4 separate regions of the Homo sapiens genome follow, and all the other regions are linked to region 4. Evidence: chromatin loops called from intact Hi-C (ENCODE). Cell type or tissue: endothelial cell of umbilical vein. All regions are shown on one strand.

What was found. Hi-C counts contacts between places; a loop is a spot of excess contacts. Peaks named below come from ENCODE experiments on the same cell type or tissue, not always from the same donor. Only the 100,000 strongest peaks of a DNase experiment are listed, where the experiment ranks them.
Region 1: it touches region 4 in a loop (13-fold over the local background); 2 of 110 quality-filtered maps call a loop at or near these places.
Region 2: a loop joins it to region 4, with 2.5 times the contacts of the local background. A loop is called at or near these places in 9 of 110 quality-filtered maps.
Region 3: it touches region 4 in a loop (13-fold over the local background); 3 of 110 quality-filtered maps call a loop at or near these places.

Annotation. Positions count from the first base shown.
Region 1 is chr10:44,798,452-44,806,451 of GRCh38, forward strand. It overlaps the pseudogene EIF2AP4. Among named protein-coding and RNA genes, the nearest start is that of TMEM72, 110 kb to the right of the region's middle. In endothelial cell of umbilical vein, no CTCF peak of the experiment used is centred here; a DNase peak (open chromatin) is centred at 3,680; H3K27ac peaks cover 308 bases; H3K27me3 peaks cover 150 bases.
Region 2 is chr10:44,854,129-44,862,128 of GRCh38, forward strand. All of the region lies in intron 2 of TMEM72-AS1 (TMEM72 antisense RNA 1), which reads right to left. Among named protein-coding and RNA genes, the nearest start is that of TMEM72, 53 kb to the right of the region's middle. In endothelial cell of umbilical vein, a CTCF peak has its summit at 3,819 (motif pointing left); no DNase peak of the experiment used is centred here.
Region 3 is chr10:44,748,467-44,756,466 of GRCh38, forward strand. No RefSeq gene overlaps it. Among named protein-coding and RNA genes, the nearest start is that of TMEM72, 160 kb to the right of the region's middle. RefSeq lists silencers at 4,741-4,941, 4,901-5,101. In endothelial cell of umbilical vein, no CTCF peak of the experiment used is centred here; a DNase peak (open chromatin) is centred at 4,545.
Region 4 is chr10:44,565,178-44,573,177 of GRCh38, forward strand. No RefSeq gene overlaps it. Among named protein-coding and RNA genes, the nearest start is that of CXCL12, 180 kb to the left of the region's middle. In endothelial cell of umbilical vein, no CTCF peak of the experiment used is centred here; a DNase peak (open chromatin) is centred at 4,394; H3K27ac peaks cover 1,620 bases.

The DNA.
Region 1 (8,000 bases), 230 kb after region 4:
TGGTGAGTTCTGTGAATTTTCTTCTGGCCTCATATATTCCAGACTAGGTATTAGAGAAGCTAATGACCCAGAAATGCCAACAGATATAGGCAAAAATAGCACTCCCCTACCCTCCACAAGAGAAAGCTGTTTACTTTAGCCAAAGGACCAGGAATTGTATAGCCTCACAAGACAGAAAAGTTTTAGATAATAACCATTTTACTCCAGCAGAACACCACAGGAAAAAACCTGCAGCCCCACTTTTATCCCACCAGCAAAGGCTGAGTGGAAAGCCTGCACTTCCAGTCTTGCCAGAGAGTAAAGGGACTCCCTCAAACCTGCCCAAGTTTTCCCAAGCCAAGAAGACTAAGTGTGGAGGCTGGAATCTCATCTTTGCTGAGCAGTAATGAGTTCCTTCCCACCTCCCACAGTGTCTCTGGACACCTTGTCAAGAGCCTCAACTTCAATGCTCTCCCAGGAGTAAAGAGACACCCTTTCCACCCATGGCTAAGATGTCATCAGAGGAGACCTGCTAAAACACAAGATTTCATCACTATCCAAAGTCTTGCAGCATAATAGCTAGTGTCCAGGATTCAATTAAATATCTGAGGATCCAAGAAGATCTCAATTTGAATGAGAAAAGACAATCAACAGATGACAACATCAAGATGACACAGATGTTGGAAATTTCCGACAAGGATTTCAGAGCAGGCACCTCAAAAATGTTTCAAGGAGCAATGATGAAGATGTCTGGAAAAGAATAGAAAATTATAGCAAAGAGGCTGGGTGTGGTGGCTCACCCCTGTAATCCCGGCACTTTGGGAGGCCAAGGTGGACGGATCACAAGGTCAGGAGTTCAAGACCAGCCTGGCCAATATGGTGAAACCCCGTCTCTACTAAAAATGCAGAAAAATTAGCCAGGCATGGTGGTGCATGCCTGTAATCCCAGCTACTTGGGAGGCTGAGGCAGGAGGATTGCTTGAATCCAGGAGGCAGAGGTTGCATTGAGCCAAGATCTCACCACTGCAATCCAGCCTGGGCTACAGAGCAAGACTGTCCCCCCTCCCCCCAAAAAAAGAAACGAAAATTATAACAAAGAAATAAAAAACATAAGAACAAAATAGGAATTTTAGAATTAAAAAATGCAAAAGCAGAAAGAAAAACTCAATGGATGAATTCAACAGCAGAATGAAGAAAACAGAGGAAAGAATCTGTAAACTTGAAAATAAAATAGAATATACCCAATAAAAGAAAGAACAACAGAAAGAAGAGACATTAAATATATATATTTATATTTAACGTATATATATACCTGATGTCTTTTATGTATAAACTTAGGGGCATGTGGAACTATAACTAAGGGTCTAACATTTGTGTCACCGAAGTCCCCAAAGGAAAGGAGAACAGGAGTGGGGGCTGAAAAAGTATTCAAAATATAATGTCAGAAAATTTACAAATTTGGAAAATATATAAATTTACGTATTCAAGAGGCTGAGCAAACCGTAAACAGAATAAAACCAAAGAAATTTATACTAAAATACATCATAGTCAAATTTCTGGAAACTAAAGACAAGGAAAAATTTTTGAAAGTAGTCAGAGGGAAAGAATAACTTAACCACAGGGTAAAAACATCTCAAAGAACAGAAGATTTTTCTTCAGAAACCACGGGGGCAAGAAGGAAGAGGAACATTTTTCAAGTGCTGAAAGAAAAGAGCTGTCAGCTCAGAATTCTACATCCAGTGAAAAATATCATTCAGGGGATAAGGGGAAATCAAGACATTCTCTGATGAAGTAAAACCAAGATAATCTGTCACCAGCAGACCTACTGTAAAAGAATGTCTGAAGGAAGTTCATTAAACAGAAAAGAATTCATAAAAGAAGGACACAGGAACATCAGGAAGAAAGAATGACAGAAAAAGCAAAAATACGGGTAAATATTTTTTTACCACAGACTTCACTCCTCTTGAATTTCCAAATGTATGTTTGACCGCTGGAGCAAAACTTGTAATAATGTCTGTATAGCTCCCAACACATGTAGAGGAAATATTTAAGATGATTGTATTAAGAATGGGGGAGGGTAAAGGGGCATAAGAATAGGTAAGTGTTCTAACTCACTCAGGCTGCTACAATGCCAACCCAAATGGACTGTGATAAGATATGTACATATAATTTACCTAAGCAATCACTAAAATAAATGCAAGGAGATATATCAGAAAACACTAAAGATAAGTCAAAATGGAATTCTAAAAATATTCAAGTCACCCACAGGAAGTGAATAAAAAGAAAACATGAAGATAAACAATCAGAATAATCAGAAAATGAAAAATGAAATGGTAGATAACCTCAACATTATATTATATTGATCGAATAATAGATCAATAACTATTGTGCATGTAAATGGTCTAAATATACCAAATGAAAAGCAGAAACAGAAATTGACAGGGTGAATTAAATCAAAAATATGACCCAACTATACACAGTCTAAAAAACAAACAGACAAAAATACTTCAGATATAACTATTAAAAGAAAAACCTTAGATAAATTAAATTTAACAGTTTAATTGAGCAAAAAAAAATGATTCATGGATAGGGGACCACTGAGGACTAGAAGTTTAGAAATAAAGAACAACTACAAAATATCCATAGCTATTATACTTAACAGTGAAAGGACAAGTGCTTGCACCTAAGCTCTAGAACAAGAAAAGGATGTCCACTCTCACCACTATCATTCAGCACAGTACTGGAAAATCCAGCCAGCACAATGAGGAATGAAAAGAAAGTAAAAGGCACATAGGATGGAAAGAAAAACTTTCAATACTGGGAGATGACATAATAGTCTACATAGAAAGTTCTGAGAAATTTTTCAAACAAACAAACCTAGAATAAGTAAGTTCAGCAAGGTCACAGGATAAAAGATCAATACACAAAAATAAATATGTATACATATGTACACACGTGTATATGTGTGTATGTGTGAGAGAGAGAGAGAGTGCTCTATATATGTTTTAAAATATAAAGGTTGGTTCTAGAATACTAACGATGTTAAAATAATTAAATGGGGAGGCCATTAGACTGAGGTGGCTCCAATGCCCTTTGTTCCTACATAAACAAACCCCTGAAACCCAACTCAGACTCATTTCCTATATATGACTAATTTTTTAAAAATTAAACTTAAGCTCAGCCCACCACCAGCCAACTGGACATTATTAGTTATATCACTTTGAACTTCCCACCTACATAGTCCAAATGAGGCCATTGTTCAAATTTTAACCAATTAATTTATTTGCTCTGCTTCCATATTCACCCTTTTAAAGCTTTTCATCTACCTCTGGGGAGTTCCAAACCACTCTAGTTTGGAGCTGCCCAATTCATGAATTACTGCTTAAATAAACTCCGAAATTTCAGTGCATCAAAGCTTATTTTTTTTAACAATGGAGATTGTCTTAAAATAGTGGAAATTCAGGTGATGAATTTTCTTTATAGAAAATCAGAACCAGGTCTCTCAGGTTGTCCCTGTGTCCTCTGGACAGTGGCACCTGCAGTTGTCCAACATGGGAGGGCAATACTCCCTGGACAGGAAGCACAGTCTTCTATTAGGGCCACTTGAATGACACTGAACTTGACACTGAGAACTTGTCTCTGAGAAATGACGCATTTTATTTTCCCACAGCTGGGGCCATGCCAGAGGCATTCATGCTGCGCTTTCTAAATACCTCAAAGACAGGCTGGGGCTGCAGCCAAGTCAGGCAATGAGCTGGCTGGGTGCCAGTCTCCCTGGGGTGATCCTGAGGCCTCTGGCTGAGTGCTCAGAGCCGGGTGTCTCCTGTGGCCCAGAATAAGGGAGGCACAATGGCCTTCCCACCTGTGCACCATCAGAACCAGGGGTTATGCAGAGGCTGAGTAAAAGAGGGTAATGACATGGCAGCCGAGATCCAGTCCCCTTTAAACTTAGAAGAAAATCCAAGCATCTTTCCACAGGCCCCTGAGGTCCAGCCTCCACCCAGAGGCCTCCAGTGACACAATATGGACATTACTTAAATTATGTGGTCAATCAAACATTTATGTATCAAACCAGGCTCAACGGAGTGCAAACATCCCACAGACAATCTATAGATTCTATTGGGAGGCTATAGTCAACTTATCAAGAAAATTGGCTGCAGGCACACACATGGAACTGTCCTGGAAGGGAAATCAGGGTTTGAGATGCACAGTCAGGGGACTGGAGGTTTCTTCCCCAAAGCATGACCACCAGGAAATCAGAATCAGCCAGTCCCTCAGAATCAGGAACAAGATCATTGCATGAGAGGAGAAATAAGACAGTACCCATAAGAGAAAGTCCAGTTCCGAATCTGAACCCTGAGTTCGTTTGGTTGTAAATCCCTTCAGGGATGTGCGTGTGTGTGTGTGTGTGTGTGTGTGTGTGCATGTTTGTTTGTGCATGCATGTGTGTACTATATGGAAATATAATTTTTGTGACTCATGTTTTCACTCAATAGTAAATTTTGATCAACTTCCCTCATCCATACAAACTTAGCTCATCCTGCCTCAGCTGCCAGAAGAATTAGGGTTTCACTGCAGGGCCGAGTAATTGGGGTTGGTGTTTCCTGGGTGTATTGTGCAGCTCTGCGCCAGCTGAGACACCCTGTGCTTCTGCCCACTGGTATTCAGAGCCTACAGGCACATCTTCCTTTTCCCTGGCTTGCAGGCTGAGCCAAGTGAAGCTTGGGCAGCGTCTTAGTGTGGTCCTCCAAATCATTCCCTCCAACTTGCTTCCTACCTGGCCTCAGCGCTCCCAGCCCTACTATTCCAAGCTGGGGTGGTTCACACTCTCTGGGGAAGCCCATCCATTTCTATCCCATCTCAGTGCTGAATCCTGGAAACCACTGGTTCCAATGCCATTGACTTCCTTTCATCAAAAATTTCCTTTATGCCTCAGACTATTTATGCCACCATTTTCCACTTTTCAACCCTTTTGCAGATTTTCAATTGATTCCTTTCAAAGGTAAACACACATGGACTCAGCATCAGGAAACTGGAAAATGGGTGCTCTTAAGGCAAGATGGGCAGACAGAACAGCTTGTTCTTGTTCAGACTCAAACCCAGGAAGGGCCACGATGTGACCCAAGAACCTTGAGAACTTTGGTAGCAGAGGGAGCAGAGGTGAGAGGTGAAAATGCTCATTCCATAAGCATTCGCAGAGTGCTCATTTGACACCAGGCCTCTATCAAGTGGCAGGAGACAAGATGAAGGGACCTCAAGTGCCAGAAGATGCAGGACTTGGCCCACATGGCGATTCCTCTGGGGGAGTTAGGGTGTTCTGGAACTGCATTGAGTGGCCCTAGCCACATGACAATCATGCCCCTGTTTGGGGTTGCAGCACCTCTGGCAGTAGGTGCCACCCTGGCCAGTTTCACAGGGTAAGAGAGGCAGCTACAGAGATGAAGAGCTTGGCCAAAAGAAAGAGCTCAGACAAGGATGAAATTCCCGCAAAACTCAGTTTTTAAATAGAGTTATCAGATCAGAAATCCAACCAGTGAGCAATTAGGAGGGAGGAGGTGTGTAAAGTAAGAAAGTGCTGTGCTCAGCACTTTTTGGATGGGTGAGAGTTATGGCTGTTGTTCTTTTAGTGCCTGGAAAGTGTTATTAATAGCTATGGGAAAGGGATTTTCCCATCTGTTCTTTCAAACACACACATGCATACTTTAACGTTATCTTGTATTTTCAGATGCTTCTAAAATCTACAGTCAATGAGTTACTTGTATGGAGAGGTTAAACATGCCAAGGTTTCACCAGCCATGAGCTTCACCAGCAGTGGGGAGAGGGGAGTCTGGAAAGCCGGGAGATTATTCCTTGTTTCTCAGCCAGGCTCATCTTCGGGCTCTGCAGGGGCAGCCTTACTTTACAGTCAGTCTTGGGAGGAGTGTTCTCCAAGGGAGGGTAAGGATAGCCAGGTTTAAAGAGCAAGGAAAGGGAGACAAAAGGCAAGCCCAGAGGCAGGTGCCAGTGGCTGTTGTAGCAAGTCCCTTTGCCTCTTCTTCAGGCCATTTTCACTGCCACTTGTGTCAGCTCTGGAAGACCACAGGAGCTTCCAGGTGGTCCTAGCCCCAGACTCTAATTTTGCTTGAAATCCACTAATTCAGATTCTCCAATGGCTGTGCCCTTCCTGGCATGGCCCACCTCCTCTGCACTTTCCCCCTGGAGTAAATGTACAGGAATGGGAGAGCTAGCCAGAGAGGTGACCAGAAGGTCAGAGATTCACTTTTGTTTCCATCCAAATCATAGATGTGTAAAATCAGAACTTTCTCATTTAGGGCCCCACATCCACAGGTGCTTCCTTGGTGAAAAAAAATCAATCTGGGAGATATTTTAGAATTCCAGAGTCATGATCTTTTCCACCCACACAAGATGAATTCTTGTCCTGCAAATGATCAAAGGAAATCTGGTTATAAACAATGCTGCTGCATGAACATGACTGGGAGGAAAAAATGGAGAAGAGATGCTTTCACACCCAGGAGCTGCCTTGCATGTCGGGGGCATTTGCAGCAGGATTTACAACAGAATTACACCATTATTGATCCATTAATCTATTTCCTTTTCATTCAGTAGCTATTTCCTGACCACACTGGACACAGAAGGCTAAGGAAAGAATCTAATTAATTCATTTAACAAAAGTGTATTGGGCACCTACTATGTCCCAGGCTCCATGCTAGGGCTGGGGAGCAATGGTGAGAAAGACTTCTCTCCTCCCCTCACTGAGCCAGCATTCTGCCTGGGAAGACAGACAATGGGCCAGTCAACACATGACCAGGCAACGTAGTAACAGGGCAATGAGGTAGACATGACCTGGGAGAGGCTACTTCAGAAAGTAGCATCTGAAGGTTAAGAAGGAAGCCATCACATAAGGACCCAGGACAAGGCTTTCACGCCTAGGGCACCTAGGGGACAATGCAGAGCTCCCAGGTCGGAGGGGCCTGTGCTCACCAGAGGGGGACTGGCTGGGGATCCAGCAGGGGAAAGGTGCTCAGCCTGAGACTGGGAAGCAGGAGTGACAGGTGTGTGGGGAATGGCAGGCGTGGGAAGCTACTGTAGGTGCCATGAGTGGTGTTCTAGGGCCTTGAACAGGGAGATGGATGGAATTACTTCTTGGAGGATCATGCTGCTGTTATGCAGTGAATAAAGTGAGAAAGGGAAAGCAAGCAGAGAGAGCACTGCAGAGGCCATGGAGGAGGGGAGGTGGGGAGGAAGTATCGCTGTGACACAGCCATGGCAGTAAGAGCAGCCATGCATGGTGGAGTATGAGGTGTGTTTGGATCTGACTGTGAACTCTTTGTGGACAGGGAGTGATAGAGATTTGAGCCAATTGCTTAGGTTATTGGATTGAGCAAGTAAAGGATGGTGGTGACCCTTTCTGAGATGAGGATATCAGAAGAATCAGGCTGTAAGGCAGGGAAGGAGGGATGTCAGTCCCTGCCCTGCCAGAGCGCAGGTTCTGTGGACGACACAGTTGTGGAATGTGAGTCAGGTGCCAGATGGCCTTGGTGCTGAGTGTGAACTGATAGGAGCCTATGAAGGGACCACAGTTTATTTCCTTCCTCCCGCTCTGGTTCATTTGGACCCCACTGAAGACTGGGGAGGTTTCTGCAGCCAACATCAATAAAGTGGTGACAGAGAGCACCAATTGCAATCCAAAATCCTACTGCTGAGGATTCATCACGAGCTTATTCATATGGCCAAAGAGAAACTGCAAGAGCAAAGGCTGTGTGCCTGGAGAATTCACACATTTCCCATTACTTTCCAGCAGGGAGTGGAGGACACATATACAGACCTCCCCTAAGTTAGTCAAGTAAGAGACCCAGCAGCAGTATAACAGTTCATGACAAGAAGGGGGATTGGAAAGAAAGGTAACTGTTTTCCAGGAGAAGGTGGGGCTGTCCATGCCACTCCTGGAAGATGTGGCTACAGACTCAGAGATAATGATGCTTCTAGTTCCCACAGTCAGTATATGAACCCAGCTGAGGATC
Region 2 (8,000 bases), 290 kb after region 4:
TCTCTGTGGTTTGCTGTCAGCTCAGACCAGGGGACAGAGAGCAACCGTCTTTCCATTATGTCAAGCTTTGCACTGGCTCAGTACATCTGGGCAGCCAGCTGGCTGTGCTTCCAGGGCTGCAGCACTTCAGGTAAGCTCTCTGCGCAGCTCAAATGCCCAACTCTCCGTGAAATTTTTGCCTTTTTAATTTAAATCCTTGCTTTGTCACTTAAACTTAATGGCACTGTGATAGCAGGCAGGGGTGGGGAGGGGCAGCCTGGACAGAGCACCGAGGTGGCTCAAGTCATTCATTCCTGAGTTTACTTCTAGGTGTCCTGGGACTCACAGCAACCCACAGAGCTGGGAGAGGCATGAGACCCTGCTAACAGATAAGGAAGTCAAAGTCAGAAAAGAGAGACCACTTGTTTAAGTCTCATACCAAAGTGAAAGACTTCTCCAGTTAAATCATATGACTCCAAAGTTGGATTTTATCAGGCTTGGTGTACCCACCTGGAGAGTAAGAGAATAAAGGTGGTTTCTTTTAAAATGCTTTTGTGCAATCTCTCTCTCTCTCTTTCTCTCTCCATTTCTCTCCTTGAATCTAAATGCTACAGCTGAAAGCACAGAACTCTTCCCCAGTCTACCCCTTCCCTCCCTCCAGTGTGGATCCTGCAGGAAAGCCAAGATCTACAGACAGGAATCTCCTGTGGAGGGAGAGAGCAGGTCCCGGTGGCCCCAGGAGTCCACCTGCTTTGGGAAACTTTCCTGTGTCACTCAGGGCATCCACCCAGAAAAGGCGGGAGAGGGAGCTGGAGCCGGGTCACCAGCAGCCACCTGCCCAGAATGAGGAGGGTGACCAGAAACCAGGAGTTCTGGGCCTGAGGGTACAGAAAATAGGAAGGAGCTGCTCAGCTCCCCACCCATGGGGGCCTGCAGGAGGGGAGAAGAGGGAGAGAGGGCCAGAGCCCCCAGCGCTGCAGCTGCCGCCACAATAGAGGCATTGAAGCTGGTGCGGCAGAAGCGTGCAGGGGCTGGAAGAGGAGTGCAGAGGGGAGGGGCTGCCAGGAGAGCCCCAGATGAGAGGGTCTGACGTCCTCCTGACCTTTAAGTCTGGCCTCAGTGCCAAGAAGGAGGGCAGACTGGACCGCAAACAGCCCCCTGGGCTCATGCCTGCATCTCATTATCTGCCCTGCCCCCAGAGGCATCAAATGCCTGGTTGTTCTCAGATTCCCCACCCTGCTGCCTGTCGCATCCTTTGCTGAAAGATGTGCTGTAGGCGCCATGAAAGAAGGGACAGGGCCTGAGCAGAGGCCCCACTCCATGCTTGCTCCTATACTCTTCCTCACTCCCCGGGTCCCCTGGTAAGCAGATGTCTCTGGAGGCTGGAGACCTGGATCCTATCCTTTCCTCTCCCTGATGGGGTAATGGGGCTTGCTCCAGGGAGAGGAAAGGAGAGGACCCAGGTATCCCTAGGGAGAGGCCTAGAGAGGACCTCATCCAGCACTGGGCTTTGTTGTGAGTCCCCAGTGTGGTTCCCATGCGTTTACACCAGTCTCGGCCCTGGCTCTGCATCTCACTTGCTGTGGGCCCCCAGAAGTTCCTTTGCCCTCAGACCTACAAACTATCTCTTGTACAACAAGGAGGTTGAAACACAGGATCCCAGGACCAGTATGTAATCCATTGAGTTGATTTTGCCATTGGTTGAACAGATACTCTGGCGGGAGCAGGTTACACTTTTAGCTTCTTAAACATCTCTCAAATCTGTTCACTCTTTCCATCTCCACCCTCACTGCCTTATTCCTGTGTGCCACCATCCTTGCCTGGACCAATATTCTCCAGGCCTCCAGATCTGGAAGCCTCCATCCAACTCATCTACTTAATAGTGAAATGCAAACCTGATTGTATTACTCGCCTCCTAAAATCCCTTCAAACACTTCACATTGCTTTTGAGCTAAAGATGCAAATCCTTCACATAGCCCAGAAGGCCTTACATGGCCCAGCCTCACCTCTCAGCCTCCTATTCCCTTCTTTGCTTCCCTGCTCTCCATCAGACAACAAAGGGCAAGGTTGGGAGCCATGTCTTGTTCTGTTCATCAAGCTGTCTCCAGCGTGTGGTGTCATTCCAGGTTCAGCCAGCAGAATTAAGTGGACAAATGAATGATGAACACCAAAGATGGCAATTATCTCTCACAGAGATGAAGAGAACAAGCCCCCTTGCCCAAAGTGCCTTGTCACGTTGATGCCCGATGTTCCACCATCAGAAGTCAAAACTAGATCCCTCCCACGTCCCTTCAAACTCTACAGAGCCTTTGTTGCGAGAGATCCAATGTATATTTATAAGACATGCAACCCATGCTGACACCATGAGGCAGCTTCCTTTCACTGATTGCCTGTAATGTGACAAGCACTTTGCATTTGCGGCAGACCTCCTGGATGGGCCTGTGCTCTCATTCAGATGCACAGAATTAGGCAATCCTCCTGTTCAACCTTCCATGCAATGACCAGTATGGAACCAGGAGCTGCCTGAGGAAAACAGGAACCATGTGTTTTTCTGTCTGGAGATAAACCAGATTCCAAGGGGACACAGGTGCCCTGGGAAAGATGTTAATGAATGAAGTTTCTCAGGCCAAGAGCTAGTCAGCAGCATATGTATGTGCAAGGGGTCAGTGGTGCTACAGCATCTATAGGGTTGGTTCTGCAAGAGGCCTCCTTCCCCAAGCCTGCACCAGCCGTGGGCATTATCAGGAGGCCACACGTTCTTTTGTGGCCCCGTGAAAGAACAGTTCTGCGGCCAAACATTTACAGTCATTGTCATATTTTCCAAGGCAAGGCCATGGGGGCTCAAGTCAGCACCAGCTCTGGGGAGGAAGAGATAAGCTGAGGCTGAAGAACCAAAGTCAGAAGGAGAGGAACCAGCACACGAGGAAGGTGAGGAATGGTATCTTCTGAGAGGTGTGGCCGACCTGGGAGGCATTACGGGACCAGGTGCACCCTTGAGCCACCAGAGGCATGACAGTGGGCCTGACTAGAGCCCCCAGCTGCAGGGGTCAGCTGGGATGTCCCCAGGCCTGGGCACTGAAACACACCAGGGTGAACATTTGCAGGAAAAATAAATCCATGAATGAACTGAGCTACTCTCATCTTGAAGCTACTTGTGTTCTCTTGTGCAGCCATTTTTTCCATTTGAAACCCACCTCCCTCACCTACCCCATCCTACGGCTGTTCTAGAAGAGTGAGCAGGTATACCGACACCTCACACAGGGCTTGCACGCTGCAGGTGATCAGGAAATGCTCATTCCCTCCCTGCCTCTTTTGGGTTCTCAGGCACAGTTTACCCCTGTCAAATTCCCATTAGACTAGATGCTCTGCCCAGCCCTTTCAATGCTGACGTTTCACACATCTTGTAAGAAAGCCCTTGGGTCTGGCCAGGCCCGGGTGTGGACAGGGATGCTCACATTGAGCCTGTGGACACAGAAGAGTCTTTATTCGGGCAGACTCTTGAGCCCTTGTTCTGACTGAGCCTATTGGTGCATTTGAGGGGGGTTGGGGGGAGTGAGGATTTAAAAAAAAAAAAAAAGGTCTTGAGGGATGCTGGGGAAGGAAGAGAAGCCAAGTGTCTGGATGGTGTGACCCCAGACTGCAACGCTAGAATGACTCTCAAAACATTCTCCTTTATCAAGGAAACAAGAATGTGAGTCACTCTCTTCCCGCACCCCAGGGGTTTCTTTGCTGAGCAGGGCTGCAAACTGTTCAGCTAATTAGGCTGCATCCTGACCTTAGCCTCCATCCGCAGCAGGCCTCCCTTGAGGGGAGCCGAGGTGCTGCTGCCACCTAGGGTCAGGAGAGTGCACTGCAGGGGGACCGCAGGGCCAGGAAGGAAAAGTCAGGACCCTGAATAAAAGGGCAAGTGGTCCCAGCATGGTTCCGTTTACAAAGAACTTCCCATCTACCACTGCTGGGCTCTTAAAAGAATCCCATGAATTCAGCAGGGCAAGGTTTTACTATCTTCTCTTTACATATAAAGACGCTAGTGATTGCATGGCTGAGGACGGGGGTCTGGGACATTACGAACTCTGCGGCAGAGGTTATGGGTAGACTGTGGGAATTCTTCATGAGGGTTTTTAAAAGCTATTGCTGGTGTAAGTTGGTCTGTAAACATCCTTAGGAAGAATTGGAGAGCAAATGAGTCATGGGGTCCTGATAACTGCACTGAGCTTCACTAAAGGCCACAGGGTCAAGGGCTTAAGAGACAGAGTGAGGGCCACTGGGTCTCTTAGCCCATCATCAGGGCCCCCATTGTCTGCCGGAAGATGCCAGCAAACCCACCATCCTCGAGGTGCTGGCCAGCCCAGCTAACAGTCAAAAAGGAGGAGGATGGTGATAGATAGAAATGTTATTTTGTGTATTTATTTCATCACAACCTCAGGTACATGACTGCTATGGGCTGAATGTTTGCATCCTCCTGGAGTAGGCATGTTGAAGCCTAACCACGATGTGATGGTATTTGGAGGTGAGGACTCCAGGAGGTGATGAGGTCATGTGCCTGGAGCTCTCATGATGGGATTAGTGCTCCTATAAGAGACCTGAGGGCCAGGTGTGGTGGCTCACGCCTGTAATCCCAGCACTTTGTGGGGCCAAGGCAGGTGGATCAGGAGGTCAGGAGATCAAGACCATCCTGGCTAACATGGTGAAACCACATCTCTACTAAATATACAAAAATTAGCCGGGCGTGGTGGCACAAGCCTGTAGTCCCAGCTAGTCGGGAGGCTGAAGCAGAAGAATCACTTGAACCCAGGAGGCAGAGGTTGCAGTGAACCAAGATCACACCACTGCATTCCAGCCTGGGTGACAGAGCAAGATTCTTGTCTCAAAAAAAAAAAAAAAAAAAAAAAAGAGAGAGAGAGACCTGAGCTAGCTTGCTCCCTACCTCCCTGCTCTCCCTTATGTGAGACCACAGCAAGGTGCCATCCCAAACCTGAAAAGGGCCCCCTACATACCACATCTCCCAGTGCCTTGATCCTGGACTTCCCAGCTCCAGAACTCTGAGAAGTAAATGTCTGCTGTTTAAGCTTCCCAGCCTAGGGTGTATTTGTTACAGCAACTCAAGCTGACTGAGACAGTGACTCACCCTCTAGCCTGTTCTGCAAGAAGGAGAATCAGGAGTTATGTAGCAGGAACACAAGGGAATAAAATCCTCAATATTCAGTTCTTCAACTTCCAAGCTGGGTCTTGAAATTCAAATATTAAACAACAGAGAGAAAAGTCAAAACTTGGAATTTACCAGAGCCAAGTTGTGGTAAAACAATTTGGAATTCTAAAGGTAAAGCCCCAGGGAAGTGGGGACTACTTTTTCTTTCACAGATTAGAAAGAGAAAAGAGGGTTGGGGAGAAGAGATGAGTGTCAGTTGCTAGAACTGGGAGAAGTGGGGAGGCTGGGGCCTGAGGCCACGCAGAGAGAAGGGTCGTCACTGAAGGACTCCCCAGGCCCTTCCATCCCAGCGCCCTGAGCCACTAAATCAATCGCCTTTTGTGAGTGGCCTTGCAGGTCTCCTGTGTGGGAAGCCAAGTGAGCTGAGGCTGTCACAGCCATCAAGTGAGGTCCACGCAGACATCGTTCTCTGTGTGCTGCACAGGGACCAACCCGCAGATGTGACTCCCCCCAGTACCCATCCACACAATGCCATCTACCAAGCACCACTTCCAACTCTCACAGATGCCTTGGGACAGAGGCTGCTGTCTCTAACACCTAGAGGGACTGTTCTTGCAGTGTCTGTGTCGCAGGTACTGGACAACTTAACATGAGTGTGACTTAGTCCCATCACTGTCATCACCATACTTCGTTTTATGGGTGAGCAACAAGACCCTAACCTTCGTGACTTCCACTTGGTATGGAGCTTAGAGGAAAGTGACAGGGATGAAGGTCTCTCCTGTCCAGCCCCACCATCTTCAGGAATTGGGGGCTTTCCCTCTAGCCCGCCTTTGCCCCTCTAAGTGATTGACACACTGCACTTGCCTTCCCATCCAGGGGACCCCGCTGGGCCAGGTGCCATTGTCTGCTGTGACCCTCCCCGTGTGTGTGTGTGTATGTGTGTGTGTGTGTGTGCAGGGTGTGTGTGTGTGTGTGAGCATGTAGCTGTAAATAGTACTTTCCTGATTTAAAAATGCCAGGAAAATCCCAAAACACAGAGATTTAATGTCCGTTTATTCCCTTGGGGCAATGTTGCCTCCACTAAAATGGTAAAGAAAAAAATGAATGATAGAAAGAACTCATTGTGTCAGAGGGGTACTCGCATGTTTGCATTTTTACCCTCTATTCTTTGCCACAGTAGGAACTTGCTTTTTTCTGAGTGTACACACAAACACACACACACACACACACACACACACATACTCAGTGCTGTACTAGGCTCCTGCTGACTGTCCTATCATAGTGTTTCCTACAGAACCATCTCACGTCTCTCTGGGCTGATTGTCTTCTACAATCAATAAATGGTTCAAAGACTCACAAATTCTGTAGATGGGCCTTTGAAGAGGGCTGCACAGTCTCCCAGCTGACCTCAGGATGAGCTTCAGGCCATGTGAATGAGAAAGTGCACAGAGGCCCCTGCAGGGACCCTGGTGCCTGACGCTTCCCCCAGAGCCAGGCTGCCCAGGTCCCAGCCTTGTAGCTCACAAGCTGTGCGACCTTGGGCAGGTGCCTTTCTCTTTCTGAATCTCAGTTTCTTCCTTGGTAACTGGAGATGATATTAAATAGCACCTGCCTCCTAGAGTTGGCGTGGGATTAAACAGTTAGAACCAGAACAGTGTTTACAGCAGCACCTTTGGTATAGCAGGGCAGGAGCTCCAGATCTTGGTCCTGAAGGCTCAGGCCCTGGGGCCTGGAGACTAAAGCAGCATTCAGAGCTTTATGACCACAAGTAGCTACGCTCCCGCCTGAGCCTGTTGTCTGGGCCTTTGGTGTCTCTGTGGTTATGTCCCTCGGTCCTGATTCCTTTTTTAGGTTTCCAAGAGGAAGCTTCTTGTTGAGCCTGTGAACCCTGACCTTGGACCCCTGCTCATCTGGCCCACCCGGACGCCACGCCTGCTCTGTTTGGGGGTTCTCTCCCATCCCCACCCTTGCTTGGCAGCTGCTCCCATCAGACAGGTCCTCCTGTTCATCCCCAGACTGGGAGTGCAAACCCTGCTCAGGGCTCCTGTGGCCACAGGCACCCCCAAGGCAGAGAAGGAAGCCAGGAAGGAGAAGGCTCTGCAAACTCCTGGAAACAGTTAAGAGATGAAGAAAATTACACCACTTGAACTCTACTGGCCAGAGTCCTGGGAAAGGCAAACTCTCCTTGGGCCAAAGTGGAGGGAACCACCCCACCCCTCCACAGGCATCATGAACATGGCCCATTGGAATGCGCTGAGATTCACAATGACTTGATAAGGATCTGGGGGCTGAAAGCTCAGCAGGATGACTCTGAGCTGGACCCAGCCCCACCCTGGCGGTCCCTGCCACACAGCAGTCAGTTTGGAGCCACGTGGCTGCCATTCCTGGTGACTTCCCAAAGCTACTGCAACTTTTTAAAAAGATAAGCACATTTCCATGGTGTTTTTAACATCCTTTAATGGTTTTCAGCTTTCTTTTCAATATATAATTACTGAAAAAATCACTATGAATAATAACCAGAAACCACCAAAACCTACATGCAAAGTAGTATGCTAAAAACTTTACTCATTATCTTGTCTAATGTTTCATAATCTGCATGAAGCAGGTAGTACTGTCATCCCCACTTTACAGAGGAGGAAACTGAGGCCTAGAAACAGGCACACAGCCAGTAAGTGGCAGAGGCAAGACAGGAGCCCAGCTCCTTCTCCACCAACTATTTTGCTGGATCATCGTCATCATCAGCATTTTCTGGTGCCTGCTACACCATCCTCTGCTTCTCAGGGACATGTCTGAAGCCACAGAATCACTGTCCCTGCCGGAGGCCAGATTAGATTCAGCCCGTGCGTAGCTCACATTCTAGGGTGTCAGAGGG
Region 3 (8,000 bases), 180 kb after region 4:
GGTAGTTTTGGAAAAGGCAACATTTGACTGGTAAAAAGACATTATTCAGAAAGAACCAATCAGGAGAGAGCAGGCAAACAAAAATAGAAGTTCTCACTTTGGGCTATGGGTTTCAGGCTACTTTTGCTTGAAGATGGGGTTTCACTGGGGACCCACCCATGTCTGCCTAGAATTCCTTTGCCTCCTGCCTCTATGAACATGATGTGAGAAAAGGAGAACAGAGGCTGGAACTCAGGGCCAGTTGTGAGAGAGGAGGTAGAGTAGCCCTGAATACCTTGAGATGTTGAAATAGACATAAATGGTGTGTGGGAGCCCAGGGTGAGTGAGTTTTACTTAAGAATGGAGAGTGGGGTTACTTTGGTAGCTGAAAAACTTGGTTTTGCCCAGTAGCTAGTATCTGGGTTGTCTTCCCAGATATAGTTTTTTTTTTTTATTAAATTATGTTCACTCACTCAGGAGATATATGTTTTAAGAACACGACTACAAAACCCATGAAGCCACCACTTAGGTTAAGAAATAGAACATTATGAGTACCTTAGAAGCCCCCAGTGTGCCAGTGGTATCCCTTTTCCCAACAAGGCATAAGCACTATCTTGACTTGTGTATTAATCATTTCTTCACTTTTCTGTATTGTATCTTTAAATAACATATTATCCAGGTGTGAAAACTGAGTAGCAACCTCTGGCCAGCTATTTAAGGACACATGGCCCCCAGCAGCTGAAGGCTCTTAGGAAGAGCTAAGATGAACAGTTTCCACTCAGTGAATGACTGCTCTTCCCCTAAGCATTCACTGGAATGCCTCTCGGGACAGACTCCTCCGGCTATGGTCATGGACCGCGTCCTTGACCATCTGAGAGAAGTGCAATAGTCGGAAATGCAGGAGCCACAGCTCTTCTGATTGTAAATGCGCTGAGAGGACATTCCACAAAACTGTCCAAGTGGGGCCAGCCTTTAATCCAGGCTGAGGTCCTAGGAACCGAGGCTGAGGCTGGGCTACTGTTCACTGTGGATGTGAGGCCAAGGAAGCCACAAGAGAGAACGGGGATCTGGAAAGGAAAGAGGCTGCCTGAAAGGAAGTGGCTCCACAGGAGACCTCAAGGCAGGGTGGCACAGGGCAGGGTTCCACAGCAGCTAACGGAACAAGTGTGGCAACATGGACATGTAAGCACATGATTTACTACTTAGACTGACTGAGCAGAGTCCACAGAATGGAATGTCCAGGCACCTTTAAACAAAACTGGAGGCCCCTGCCTGCTCTCCTTCCCATCCAAGATGGTCGGTGTGGTCTTACTACTCACCTTGTTTCCTAGGCCCGTATTTAGTTCCCTCCAAAATGTCATAATAGTAAATGGGCTAATGTGTTGCCTTTCCATGATATTTTATGGCAATAGGTGGAGTTAAGCTGACTTATCTGCTTCACGTTTTTGCTTCACAGCAGAGGTCTCTTCATTTGATTCTCTTTTATGTGTCTACTTCTTTATAAATACTGTGAAATGTGAGACCTATATTTTTATAGTACTTTTTCTCTATATGCAATGCAATTCTTGAAATATTTGGATTATTAACAAATTTTTAATTGTTTTCTAATAACTGTATTTGTGCTTTCTTTCCCCCAATTTTTCTGCTTTCTCTGGTTTTAATTGGCCATTTTATATAATTCCATTTTATATCCTCTCAGTGTGTGAATTATAATTCTATTTTTTATTTTATAGTAATTGCCATAGGTTTTCCAATATTCATCTATATCTAATCTAAGTTTACCTTCAGATCACACTATAGAGCTTCATATGCAGTGCAAGTACCAGAATATTTCTAATTTCTCCCTCCCACAAGTTATCACATTACTGCCATTCATTGGTCACTGCCAAGGGCTGGAGGGAGGGGTGACAGCTAATGGATATGGGGTATCTAAATATTTTGTAATTATTAATAGATAGTGGTAATTTGTTAATATCCAAATATTTCAAGAATCACATTGCATATAGATAAAAAAGTAATATAAAAATATAGGTCTCACATTTTACAGTATTTTAGAAACAAGTCAATAACCTGGTTTCATGTGAATACACAAAAAACCTCTGAATCACACACTTTAAATGGTTAAATTTTGTAGTGAATTATATCTCAATAAAGGTATTATTAACAAAAGCTCACATATTGTATGATCCTGTGTATATAATATTTTGAAATGACATTATAGAAATGGAAAACAAATGAGTGGTTCCCAGGTATTATGAATGGGGGGAGGGAAAGGGGACACAGGTGGGTGTGGTTATAAAAGGGCCACAAGGTGATCTTCGTGGTGCCAGAGATGTCCAGGAGTTTCTGTGACAGTGGATACATGTGATTACAAATGTAATAAAATTAGATACAACTAAGTACATCCACAAATGAGCACAAGGAAAACTGGAGACATTTGAATAAAATCAGTGGGTCGTATCAATGTCAATAACCTGATTGTGACATTATACTATAATTTTGCAAGTGGTCACCACTGGGGGAAACTGTGGGGGTACATGGGATCTCTCTGTTATTTCTAACAACTGAGTGTGAATTTACAATTATCTTAAAATAAAATTTTAATTTAAAAAAGGTATAAATCAACCAAGATGTCCTAGGTGAATAGATAAATATGCTGTGGTACGTTTATATGATGGGCTATTATTGAGGACTAAAAAGAAATGAGCTATCCAGCCACAAAAGACATGGAAGAAGTGTAAAGGCATATTATGAAGTGAAAGTAGACAATCTGAAAAGGCTTCATACACTATGATTCCAACTATCTGACATTCTGGAAAAGGCAAAACCATAGAGGCACTAAAAAGATCAGGTACTGCCAGGGCTGGGCAGACAAAAGGATGACTAGGTAGAGCATATGGGATTTAGGGAAATAAAACTATCCTGGTATATTCATACTATAGTGGTAGATAAATCACATTCTGTGTTGTTAAAACCCATAGAATGTACACCAGTGAAGTCTAATGGACTCTGGGTGACAATGGTGCATTGATGTTGGTTCACCAATTGTCATGAGTGAGCCCTCTGGAAGAGAATGCTGATGGTGAGGGAGGCTGGAGGGTTGCCGGGGGTAATGTGTGTGGGAACTCTCTGTACTTGCCAGTCAACTTTGCTGTGAAGCTAAAACTACTCTAAAAAATAAATGCTATTAATTTTTTTAAGCAAAGAGTGAAAAGCAGTCCACCCAGTTTCTTTTTCTTTCTTTCTTTCTTTCTTTCTTTCTTTCTTTCTTTCTTTCTTTCTTTCTTTCTTTCTCTCTCTCTCTCTTTCTTTCTTTCATGAACACTACCATAGTGGAAGCTACCTTACTCATGCTTGAGTCAACCTGCTGAATTGATTAATGTTTCCCATTCTCTCTTCAAATATATTGAACAACGTATACGGCAATGCAGAAAACTTGGGACTAGAAAACCATTCATTAGCATGTGTACAAATTTCTGCACCTTCCAGAAGAGTTTGCCTCAATTATATGTTATTATGTGATAATCAAGTATTATTAAATTGATATACCAGTATGAAAAGAGAGCTGTTGAATATAATGAAATTAAGCTGGATATTTTGGAAGAACTCTATACAGCCAAGTTTTAAGGAAATTCTTCTCAAATTGGGAATGAGAGAAACAACAGCAAAGTATTGAAAAAAGTTTATTTCAAAAACTTCAGCAAAATTCTGTACCTACATTGCTTTGCAAGAGTTCTGCTTTAAATAATTGCACATTATTATAGGTATGGTTTATGCAAGAAAGATGATGCAGCACAACTTGGTCTCATTTACCTGTCTGAAGTTGAAAGAAAATGGTTATGGTTAACATGTTAAACTTTATAATTTCAGCATTACCTCTGTATTCTGATGAGACAGCCCTAGTCATGATAACTGTGAGAATTTGTGCTTGACATTTTCTACATGGTTCAGGTACATGGGGGTCTAATTGTGCTGAAATGCAGATGTGCCATACCCACAGATGATGCCTTTAGAACTCTGTCAACCTGTGTCGAACCCTTCTGAGGAGAATCTGAACAATGTCATCTGAACCTTGGGTAATTCGCAGTCTATAAATTCCAGACCATTTTCAATGTAGGGCCCTCATTACAAGACAGGGCATCAGGCCTCAAAAACATCTGTGAGTCAGGTCCTGTGGGCTTTGCCACTGTCTCCAGCACACAATTCAAAGATGAGATGATATATGCCTATGTAGACACAGAAGGGGCAGTCATGGAGGGACAAGAAAGGCTTTTTTCATGGCTTTGTAACACTATTGAAGTTTTTTTTTAACAAAATCTACCTACAGGTTTCAGAGCCATGGAAACATGATCCATGGTTCCTTTCGATGTTCTTTTCATTGTGCTTTCCAAGGACTATTGACATTTCATCCATAACAGCAGGGTATGTTTTTAATGGGTTGGTAGAAAACATACTTATCCAAATATAGGCCTCGTGGTATATTTGTCATGCAACTTGGCCTTGCAGTTGGAGTTGAAAGCTGCTGCTGTCAAAGGAAATATTTGGGTGACTCAGCCAAGAAAGCAGTTTATTGGTTTTGGCAGCAGACAATAGGTGAATATTTCATGGAGGAGAGAGGTTTTAATAGTTGTTTATACAATCTGCCCAGCCATGGCCAAGGTTGTTTAGATTGGTGAATTGAACAATATTTCATTCCTCATGAGCCTGCTGACTTCTGTTGATGGGTTGATGATGCCACTATTTGCTTTACATGATTGGGGTAAATTTCTCACTTCACCAATATAGTCTCCAGCTCCCTGGAGGAGCAACATCTAGGGTTTGGGGCATCTGTGCTAGACAAGCTCCTTTAGTCCTCTGCCAATTTGGCAGGAGCCTACAGAAAATTCCTGCTGCACCTTTTTAATGATTGTGGAAGTCTACATAGCTCAGTGACTCTGGTTAGAGTGCATTTTATCACAAGAGCTTGCCTGTGTGTGTGAGTAGATTACAGCATGTCGGCTACCCACTTTCCCAGGGAGGCTGGATGCACTGGATATGCACAGTAAGGACACCCTGGTCTACGGTGCTGGGAAGGTCAGATAAATTGGTATGACATGTCAGAAGCCATAGCATTTACAATTATAGTATGCAAAACATGCTCACACACACACAGACACAGAAATGAGTCAATGGGTCTGAGAAGCCATGGGGTATATTTTAAAGGGCATTTCCTTAAAACACAGACGGTCAGGATTCTACTATCAATATTTACCACCTTTGTGACTTTGAGTAGCTCCCTGTGTAGGAAGGAACCTCAGTTTCCAGCGTATGTTAGGGGGTTTGGAGAGTTGGCTTTTAAGCCATCATCCAGATTTGACATTCTATGATGAAAAGAAAAACTCTGAAGCAAAGTGCTTTGATCATAGGACTAAGAAGAGTAAGATTTAGATGGAGAAGACTTTAGTGAAATATCAGAGGACAACAGGCATTTGTGTTCTACAGAATGAGCATAGGCTGAGGAGAAGGAACCAGCCCCACCTTTGCTGGCCATATGGCCAAGTGCAGGTCTGGGTCAATGAAACCAGAACAACAATGCCTGCCTCACCTGGACACAGGGGACTGGTGGAGCTCGAGTGAAGACACACTCTGTAGAGGAGAAAACACTGTACATATGTGAGAGGAATGTATCTGCGTATTTGCAGCACTAAAATGGCTTGCCCAGTGCAGTCCATGGTGATTCATGTACCTTTTACCATCTTTTTTAAAATTATTATTATACATTAAGTTCTGGGATTCATGTGCAGAACGTGCAGATTTGTTACATAGGTATACATATGCCATTGTGGTTTGCTGCACCCATCAACCCGTCATCTAGGTTTTAAGCCCTGCATGCATTAGGTATCTGTCTTAATGCTCTCCCTCCCCTTGCCCCCCACCCCCTGACAGGTCCCAGTCTGTGATGTTCCCCTCCCTGTGTCCATGTGTTCTTATTGTTCAACTCCCACTTATGAGTGAGAACATGCGGTGTTTGCTTTTCTGTTCCTGTGTTAGTTTGCTGAGAATAATAGTTTTCAGCTTCATCTACGTCCCTGCAAAAGACATGAATTCATTCTTTTTTATGGCTGCATAGTATTCCATGGTGTATATGTACCAAATTTACAAGAAAAAAACAAACAACCCCATCAAAAAGTGGGCAAAGGATATGAACAGACACTTCTCAAAAGAAGACATTTATGCAGCCAATAAACATATGAAAAAAAGCTCATCATCACTGGTCATTAGAGATATGCAAATCAAAACCACAATGAGATACAATCTCACACCAATTACTATGGCAATCATTAAAAAGTCAGGAAACAACAGATGCTGGAGAGGATGTGGAGAAATAGGAACCCTTTTACACTGTTGGTGGGAGTGTAAATTAGTTCAACCATTGTGGAAGACAGTGTGCGATTCCTCAAGGATCTAGAACCAGAAATACTATTTGACCCAGCAATCCTATTACTGGGTATATACCCAAAGAATTATAAATCATTCTGCTATGAAGACACATGCACATGTATGTTTATTGCAGCACTATTTACAATAGTGAAGACTTGGAACCAACCCAAATGCCCATCAATGATACACTGGATAAAGAAAATTTGGCACATATACCATCTTTTTCTTTTTATTTCTTTGAAACAGAGTCTCGCTCTATTGCCCAGGCCGGAGGGCAGTGGCCCAATCTTGGCTCACTGCAACCTCCACCTCCTGGGTTCAAGCAATTCTCCCACCTCAGCCCTCCTGAGTAGCTGGGATTATAGGTGCACGCCACCACCAAGCCTGGCTAATTTTTGTAGTTTTAGTAGAAACAGGGTTTCACCACGTTGGCCAGGCTGATCTCAAATTCCTGACCTCAGGTGATATGCCTGCCTTGGCCTCTGACAGTACTGGGACTACAGGTGTGAGCCACTGCACCTGACCCTATTACCATCTTTATTGGGGGTCATTATATGGAATACTGGCACTTCTAATAATAATAATCTAATTATCTTCTAGGAACGATTTTCTAATAATAATTCTCTTCCTGTAATACTGGTACTTCTAATAGCTCCATTTATTGTTGCCTGACATGTGCTAAGCACCTGCCAAGCATTAAAGTTCATTATTTCATTTAATCCTCACAAGCCAACAAAGAATGTATCATCTACCGCATTTTGCATTTGAGGAAATGAAGACTTAGGAAGGCTAAGATACTTATGTAAGGTTTTTCCCCTAACTGGACTCAGCAGCTTAACTCCCACATGGGTCTTTACGAAGCTCATGAAGCTGAACATATTCTCCGTATTGAAAAGAGTGACTCCAGAGTAAGAAAAGCATTCATACTCTTGGATTAGGCTCCTTTTCATTGCTTCCCATATCATTTTAATAGCGGATCCCATTTTCTCAGGACCCCACAGTTATTGAAGTTTTGTGAAGAACTGCTACGAGGCCGTCTCTCCCTCACCTTCCCTTCTCCTCTATCTCCCCAACTCTTCCCATCCTCCCTCACCTCCCGTCTCCTCCCATCCCCCCTCACCTCCCCACTGCCCCCAATCTCTCCTCTCACCTCCCATCTCCCCCTCGGCCCCCGTCTCCCGAGACACCTCTGGCAATGGTGCGTGGGCTGTGGACAGGTGGTGCAGGGCAGGGGAGCCCTGAATTAGTTTGACTCTCATTTGCTCTCCAGAGCAACCCTGTGACATGAGCAGGGTACAATTTTTAATCCTATTTTTAGGAATGGAAAATTGGAATTCAGAGAGTTTTCTTTTGATATCTCATTTCTCCCTCCTGAACGGAGTCAGCTCCCGCCAATTTTTGTTCTGTGGGAAACAGCTTTGTCTTGCGGGTGTGGAAGAATAAGTCATCCAATGGTCCCCGCTGACTCACCCACTGCGCCCACTGCAGTCACTCCCAGGGACCCTTTAGAGGGGGAAAATGCAATTTTGTAATGAGCCAGATTAATTTAGTGATTTCCATTATTCATTTTCAGTTTAGATTAGTCATTCCCATTATTCATT
Region 4 (8,000 bases):
ACAGACCCCATGACTTAAGGTTTTTCAGAAAGATAGTGATAAATTTCTCTGCTTGCCCCATTCAGGTGGTAAGTATTGATGGATTTACTATGTGTGCAGCTCTGTTTTGGAACTGGGAATACAATGGTGGACATATAGACTTGGTAGCTTAAAACAATGGTTCTCAAACTTGGCTATACGTGGGAATCATCTGGGAGCTTTTAAATATTCCAAAGCCCAGGCTGCCCCTGATACCATTTAGTCAGAAAAAAATCTGGTGGCAGGCCAAGACGTCAATATTTTTAAAATCCCCCAAGTGATTTCTATGTGTAGCCAAGGTTGAGACTCTTGGCTCTGGAACCTACCTTCTAGAGGGGAAACAGAACAGTGAGATGCACTGTGACAGTGCCATCACTGTGATGCACGGGTGCGTTGGTGGCATGTGGAGGAATATCCAGGCCAGGTGTGGTGGGGAGAAAAGATGCATGAGCTGAGATCCACAAGGTAAGTGGGAGATACAGAGATGGAAGTCCATGGTTGAGGAGGGAGGGAGAGAGTTAGAAATAAAAAAAAAAGCATGTCTGGCACAGGGAAAGGGTGGTTAGAACCTAGGTGAGAGGCATAAGACAGGAAAGATTCCTAGAGGAGGTGACTGAAGGGAAAGCGGTGCCATCAATTAATTTAGAGAAAAAATGGGTGGAAGAGAAACTTTGGGGCAAAGATGAGCTCCATTTATGGATATCTTAAGTCTGGGATGTTTATCTATTTGGATGGAAATAGTAGGCCCCTTGATGCATTTACTCTAAGAGGAGACAGGCCTGGGAAGAAGAAATAGAAGAAATAGAAGTGGCTTACAGCAGAGACCTTTGATTGCTTACCTGGCATCCGTGCTCCTTCGCTCCTGGATGTTGGAGCCCTGGCTTTGCATGGTCATTGCTATGGGAGGTGACTGAATCCCAGGTCAGGGCCAAATCCTGAATACTCTGAGTGAAGTGTGGCTGATTCCTGGTTTATGTGTTAGTTCATTCTCACATTGTTAGAAATAAATTCCTGAGACTGAATAATTTATAAAGAAAAGAGGTTTAATTAGCTCATGGTCCTATAGGCCGTACAGGAAGCGTAGTGGCTTCTGCTTCTGGGGAGGCCTCAGGAAACTTAAAATCATGGTGGAAGGCAAGGAGAAACAGGCTTCTTACATGCCCAGAGAAGGAGGAAGAAAGAGAGAGAGGGGAGTGGGAGGGTGCCACACACTTTTAAACAACCAGATCTCGTGATTATAGTAAGATCACTTACTATAATGAGGACAGCACGGGGGGAATTTGCTAACCCATTCAGGAAGGATCCACCCCATGAAATCACCTCCCACCAGCCTCCATCTCCAACACTGGGGAAATATTGCAGAGAGAAATAAACTGTATGCTCTTCACCCATGCTCCCCAATGGTAGCATCTTGCAAAATCATAGTACAACATCAAAATTAGGATACCGACATTGATACAGTGCATCCATATATTCACATTTCTCAGCTTTACTTGTGTGTGTGTGTGTGTGTGTGTGTGTGTGTGTTGTATTTATTTCTATACAATTTTATCCACCTATGTGGATTCTCATATCCACCATGACAGTTTAGAGATTAGTTCTATGAGCCCAAGGTTCTCTCAAATTATACTTTTATAACCATACTCAAACCCTCCTGTCCCTGCCACCAACTGATCTGCCTGGCAATCACCGATCTGTTCTGCAACTCTACAATGTTGTCATTTTAACAATTATATGTAAATGGAATCATATAGTATGTTCTCTTCTGTGATTGGTTTTTGTCTCACTCAGCATAATTCCCTTCAGACTCACCCAAGCTATTCTGTGTAATAGTTCTTTACCTTCATTTCAGGGCAGTCTTCTATGGTGTGATGGTTAATTTGTGTCAGCTTGACTGGGCCACAGGTTACTCAGACATTTGGTCAAACATTATTCTGGGTGTTTCTGTGAGGGCATTTCTGGATGAAATTAACATTTAAATTGGTGGATTGAGGAAAGCAGGTGGTCCTCCCTAATGTGGGTGGGCCTCGTCCAATCAATTGAGGACATGAATAGAACAAAAAGGCTGACCCTCCCCAAAAAGAGAATACTTGCCACCTGACGGCCTTGAACAAAAACATGGGCTTTTTTCCTGCCTTCAGCTACAGACTGAAATATCTACTGGGTCTTGAGCCTATCAGCCTTCAAAGTGGAACTATATCATCAGCTCTCCTTACTCTGTGACTTTCTCTCTCTCACTCTTTTCTATTGGTGCTGTTTCTCTGGAGCTTGGAGAACTCTGATAATATACCCCGTATGAGAATGCTACAGTTTGTGTAACAACTCACTCATTGAAGAGCTTCTGGTCTGTTTCCAGTTTAGGGCTTCTATGAACAATACTGCTATAAGCATTATGTGCAGATATTCATATGCAGTTAGCTTTTCATTTCTCAGGGAAAAATGTTCAAGAGTGCAACTGCTAAAGGGGTATGATAGGCACATGTTTAGTTTTGTAAGAAACTTTTATGCTCCTTTTCAGAGTGGCTGTATCATATTACATTCCCACTAGCAATGTATGAGTGAAGCAGCTTCACCACATCCTTATGAGCATTAGGTAATATCACTATTTTTTATTTAAGCCATTATGATAGGTATGTAGTGTTTCTCATTTTGACTTTTATTTGCATTTCTTTAATGGCTAATGACGTTGAACACCTTTTCATGTGCTTATCTGCTGTCTATATATTCTCTTGCATGAAATATATGTTTATGTTTTTTGTCTATTTCCTAATTAGATTGTTTTTAATGTTGAGTTTTGAGAATTCTTTCTATATTATAGGTACTTTGTCAGACGTGTGGTTTGCAAATGTTTTCTTTCAGTTTTAGTTTGTCTTTCTATACTTTTAACAGAGTCTTTTGAACAGCAAAAGGTTTTAATTTGCTGAGGTTCAGTTTATCAAACTTTCCTATTACTGATTTTGCTTTTGGTGTCAAGTTTAAAAACTTTTCGTCTAGCCCTAGGTCCAGAAGATATTCTCCAATGTTGTTTTCTGAAAGTTTTACACTTAAATATTTTACATGTATGTCTGTGATCCATTTTGAGTAAAATTTAATATAAGGTGTGAGGTCTATGTGGAAGTTTATTTATTTAATTTTTCTTACAGAATGTCTAACTTCTTCAGAACCATTTGTTTAAAAGTCTTATTTTTCTATATTGAACTGTTTTTGTATCTTTATAAAAAATAAGTAGGAAATATTTGTTAACAAATCAGTTGGGATTTTTTTCTGCATTCTCTGTTTTGTCCCATTGATTTATGTGCCATTTATCAACTAATAGTCCACTTCTGGAATTACTGTAGCTCTATGGTAAACCTTAGCATCAAGCAGAATGATTACATCTATTTTATTCTTCTTAGCTTCTATATGCTGTGCCTGCCCATTTAAATTTTAGGATAAGCTTTTCGACATTTACCAAAAAAGACTTTGCAGGAATTTTGTTACAAATCGGACTAAATTAATTTGAGAAGGATTAACATCGTTGTTTGGTTTAGTTGTCCAACACATGGACATCATGTGTCTCTTTTTGTCTTCTTCGATTTCTTTCAATCAGCACTTTGTAATTTTTAGCATTCAGATACCACACATATTTTGTTAGATTTACACCTATTTCATTTTCTTTGGGGCAATTGTAAATGGTATTAAAATTTAAATTTCTGTTTCCACAAGTTCATTTTTAGTATATACAAATCCAATGGATACTTTTGTATTGATTTTTGTCTTATTCAACCTTGTTGGACTTACTTCTTAGTTCTAGTTTTTAATTTTATTTGTAGAATCTGGGATTTTATATGTAAACAATTACGTCTTCTGTTACAAGGTCAGGGGTCAGGATACATGGAGCCTTGGTTCCTTTTTCTGTTGGATTGAAGCTTAACAAGCTGTGTCCAGCTGTGTTGTTTTTCTAGTCCCAGGGTCCCTAATTAGTGTACTGTTCTCTTCCCACCTTTCATAGTCCTCCTTTGGTTGCCTCTTGTTTTATTTCTAGGGTTCACAGTTGAATTTAGTGGGGAGAAGCAGAGAGAGGCAATCTACCCCATCTTCTAAGCAGAGCAGTAACAAGGTTAGACTGGTGTTTTAAAAACGAGTGGTGATGGTCTGGAGTGAGTCAGGTCTGCATTCAATACCAGCCTTTCCACTTACTCAATATGACCTGGCATATTACCAAAGCATCCCTAAATGTGTTTCCTATCTGTAAACTGGGGAGAATTGGAGGGTCTTCCTGGTAGGATCTTTTTGAGGACTGAATGACGTCACAGGTCTAAAGCGCTCATTGCTGTGTCTGACCTGCCAGTTATTGTTAACACATTTACAATTCTAGAACAATGTGGGAAGGACAGACTGAAGCAAGATAAGATTTAAAACAGAGAAATTATTAAGAAATTTGCAATTGCCCACGCAGAAATGAAGAATGCCTGAATTAGGCCAATGAAAACAGGAAATGTCCTCCCTTAAATGGCATATGCTGAGAATACTGACTTGGCCAAGTCATATTTGCAGGAATCCTAGGCAATCAAGAATTCTGAGCAGACATTCCTCCCCTGTGAAAAACACAGCACTGGGGACAAATGATCAGGAAATGCCTGGTCCCTGCTCACTTGATGAGGAGCCACCCTGAGAGCACTGTGGGAGCGGCTGAGCTGGAATCCAGAACTAAGACTACGGAATAGCAATGTGGAGCTGCAGCAGCAGAGGTGGCCCTGCTTCAAGGCCCTGATTGTCCCCGACTCTGCAGCGGAGCTTGATGTTGGAAGTCAGCCCGCCCTTCACTCCCAGGCTGGGCTAAGGCTCTTGAGGCTGCCAGGATTTCAGTAGAAAGCCTGGGGCCAGATCCTTCGCAGAAGACTGAAGAAGACAGGACAGGGTGAATTTGCAGTGCCGAGTCTCCATTCCCTTCAGGACAAACCAGCCATAGGCAGGAATGCATGCAGCATGCCTAGCACAGTGCCTGACAGAGTGATAAATGTCCATCCCCTCGCATTCCACCACCTGGTCTTCTTCCTTTAGCATGTGAGGTGGCCAGCAGGGTCACACATTTACAGAGGAACTCTGCTATCCAGGGAAAACCATTTGGCATGGGCTCCTGGAGTGTCTTGTAATTCCTAGAAACCAGTGATGAAGCTGTGCATGAGATCCAGGTACCAAGACACATCCGGTACATTCTGTGAAGATGAGGAATCTTGCAGGAAAAAAAGACTTGGTGGTCCAGGGCCTCTCTGTCTGGCATCCCAGTTGGAAGAAGTGAGCCTGCACATTGCTCCTTGGGTTCTCCATGAAGAAGCTATTCTGGCTAAGGAAGGGTCTCTGGGCTCTTGGGACTTCCTGAGACTGGGTAATTTATAAAGAAAGGAGTTTATTTAGCTCATGGTCTGCAGGCTGTACAAGGAGTGTGGTGCCAGGATCTGCTTCTGAGGAGGGCCTCAGGAAGCTTACAGTCACGGCAGAAGGCAAAAGGGGAACAGACATGTCACAAGATGACAGGGAGCAAGAGACAGAGAAGGGGGAGGTCCCAACCTCTTTTAAACAACCAGATCTCCTGTGAACCAACTGAGCGAGAGCTCACTCATCACCAATGGGATAGTTTGACTCCTTCAAACAGATCATGTCCTGACTCCAGAGGAAGCTCCGCAGGCAGCCTTTCTGGCTGCTGGTGCCATAAACCCTCGCAGGAGTGAATTTAATATCTATTCTGTTCCCAAGTGACCCTGAAGTTCCATGGTACATAATAAATTTTGTCAGTGTGGTGAGAAGTTCCCAACTGGGAGCAAGAACTATAGACAGAAAGCTGCCTGCACAGGGTTCATTAACGCCTCTGCTCATCGTTGGGCTCTGTGCTAATGGTCTGGACAAGAGGAAGGTCCTCAGGTGGGAGGTGAAGCATCTGTGAACTTTGCATTTCATGTCTGTGGCCTTGAAAAGAGGCTCGTGCCTCTTCAGAAACCATGGAGCCGGCATGGACATGAGCCGGTAGCTTCACGTCAGTAGCTTCTCCACACATTTCTGTCATCTCAAGAGTGAGTAGCTGTTAGGATCTAACTGCTTCTTGAGGGCTGGTTGACTAACAGGCCTTCCCCACCCATGGTGCCTGAATGGATCAAGGCAGGAGAGGGTGTGGACAGAGGAAAGAATGCTTTATTTGTCCCTCTATTCACCAAAACAAGCCACATTGGCACCTGAAAATGCTATACGTTAAACATATTGAATTCGGCAAATCCATGGGAGAGGCTGCAACACCCTGGGCATTGGGGAAGCAGAAGCAAGGGGGACATGGTTCCAGCTCCAGTGTAATTCATGGTCCTGTGTATTGCGTTTTCTCAAATAAGGCCAAAGTCTGTAAATGCCAGTAAGAGCTGGAAGCAAAGTGCTAAGGAAGGAAAAGATGAAGTTTTGACTCTGAAAGGGCAGGATGTTGAAGGGCAGGGCTCCAGGTCCAGGTCTCAGTCTGTGGCAGGACATGAATTGCCAGCATCCATATGGTGACCAATTGTTTCAGCTGCCTAAAGCCAATCTCCCCTCTTTCAGTCGCAGCATCTTGGTTTTCCACTGAGGAAATTTTTTTTTCCTAATCCCTGTCCACATGGGCATCTTGCCGCATGTCCCTCCCCTTTTACCGGAGCTCCAGCTGGAGGGATCGTAATCAGTACAGCCCATCCCTCTGGCCACACTGACTTTCTCAGAGATGGGCATGACTACATTCGTTTGATGAGACTTAGTCATAGCTGATGTGGTTTGGATGTTTGTCCCCTCTGAATCTCATGTTGAAATGTGATTTCCAATGTTGGAGGTGGGTGTTAGGTTTAGAAGGGAAGGTGACAGTTAAAGAAAGACACACACAGACACACACGAGAGAGAGAGAGAGAGAGAGAGAGAGAAGGTGGCTCTACAGCAACACAGGTATATTGCAAAAACCTGCAGACATGGGAGACCAGCTTAATGCCAGAGCTCATCACCACTTACAGGCTGGGGTACTTAAAGGTATGGGTGGGCGGGGTCTGGGCCATATGACTTGCTGTCCAGCAGGATATTGATAAGATGTACCTATGATCAGGCGGTTTGGCCCTTTTTCTGGTGGGATGTGATAGGATGTTCCTTGAACCTTTGCCCAGCAGGATATGATAGGAATGTTCCTTCAGGTGGGCCTTTGCCCGGCAGGATATAAGGATGTTCCCTTGGTTGGGCCGTTGCTGGGCAGGGTATGAGAAGGATGTTCCCGTGCCTTGTGTTCAGGTGGTTGGGCAGGCTGTTTCTCACAGCTCAACCCCCTGTGGAATGTTTCACTTTGACCAAGATTTGCGAATTGGCAGGGGGCTTATGAAATGGTGCAGTTTGGACTAACAGTCGGGCCTGGTGGGAGGTGCTTGGATCATAGTGGATGAATGTCTCATGAATGGTTTAGCATCATCCTCTTGGTGATGAATGAGTTCTCGCTCAGTTAGTTCACATGAGATCTGGTTGTTTAAAAGAGTGTGGCCCTTCCCCCCCTTCTCTCTCTTTCTCCCTTTCTCTCATCATGTGACATGTCTACTCCCTTTTTGCCTTCCACTATGATTGAAAGTTTCTTAAGGCCCTCATCAGAAGCAGATGCAAGCACCACACGTCCTGAACAACCTGCAGAACCATGAGCCAAATTAAGCCTCTTGTCTTTATCAATTACCCAGCCTCAGATATTTATAGCAATGCAAAAACAGCCTGTCACAATGGCACTTTTGTAAGAATTCTTTAAAAAGAGAGTCTACCATTGTCTATTGCTTCTAAATCAGTGAGACGTAAGTCTAAAGCTGTTGATAATTCTGACATCATAGGGAGTGAAAGAACTGTTGAGGGATAGATTCATGATGATGTTTTTGAGTACCTGGATCCAGCTATGCCTGCAGTCCACCCTTTTACATTACAAGAGACAATACTTTCCCTTTGTGGTTAAGCCATTTTGACTTTGAATTCTGTAA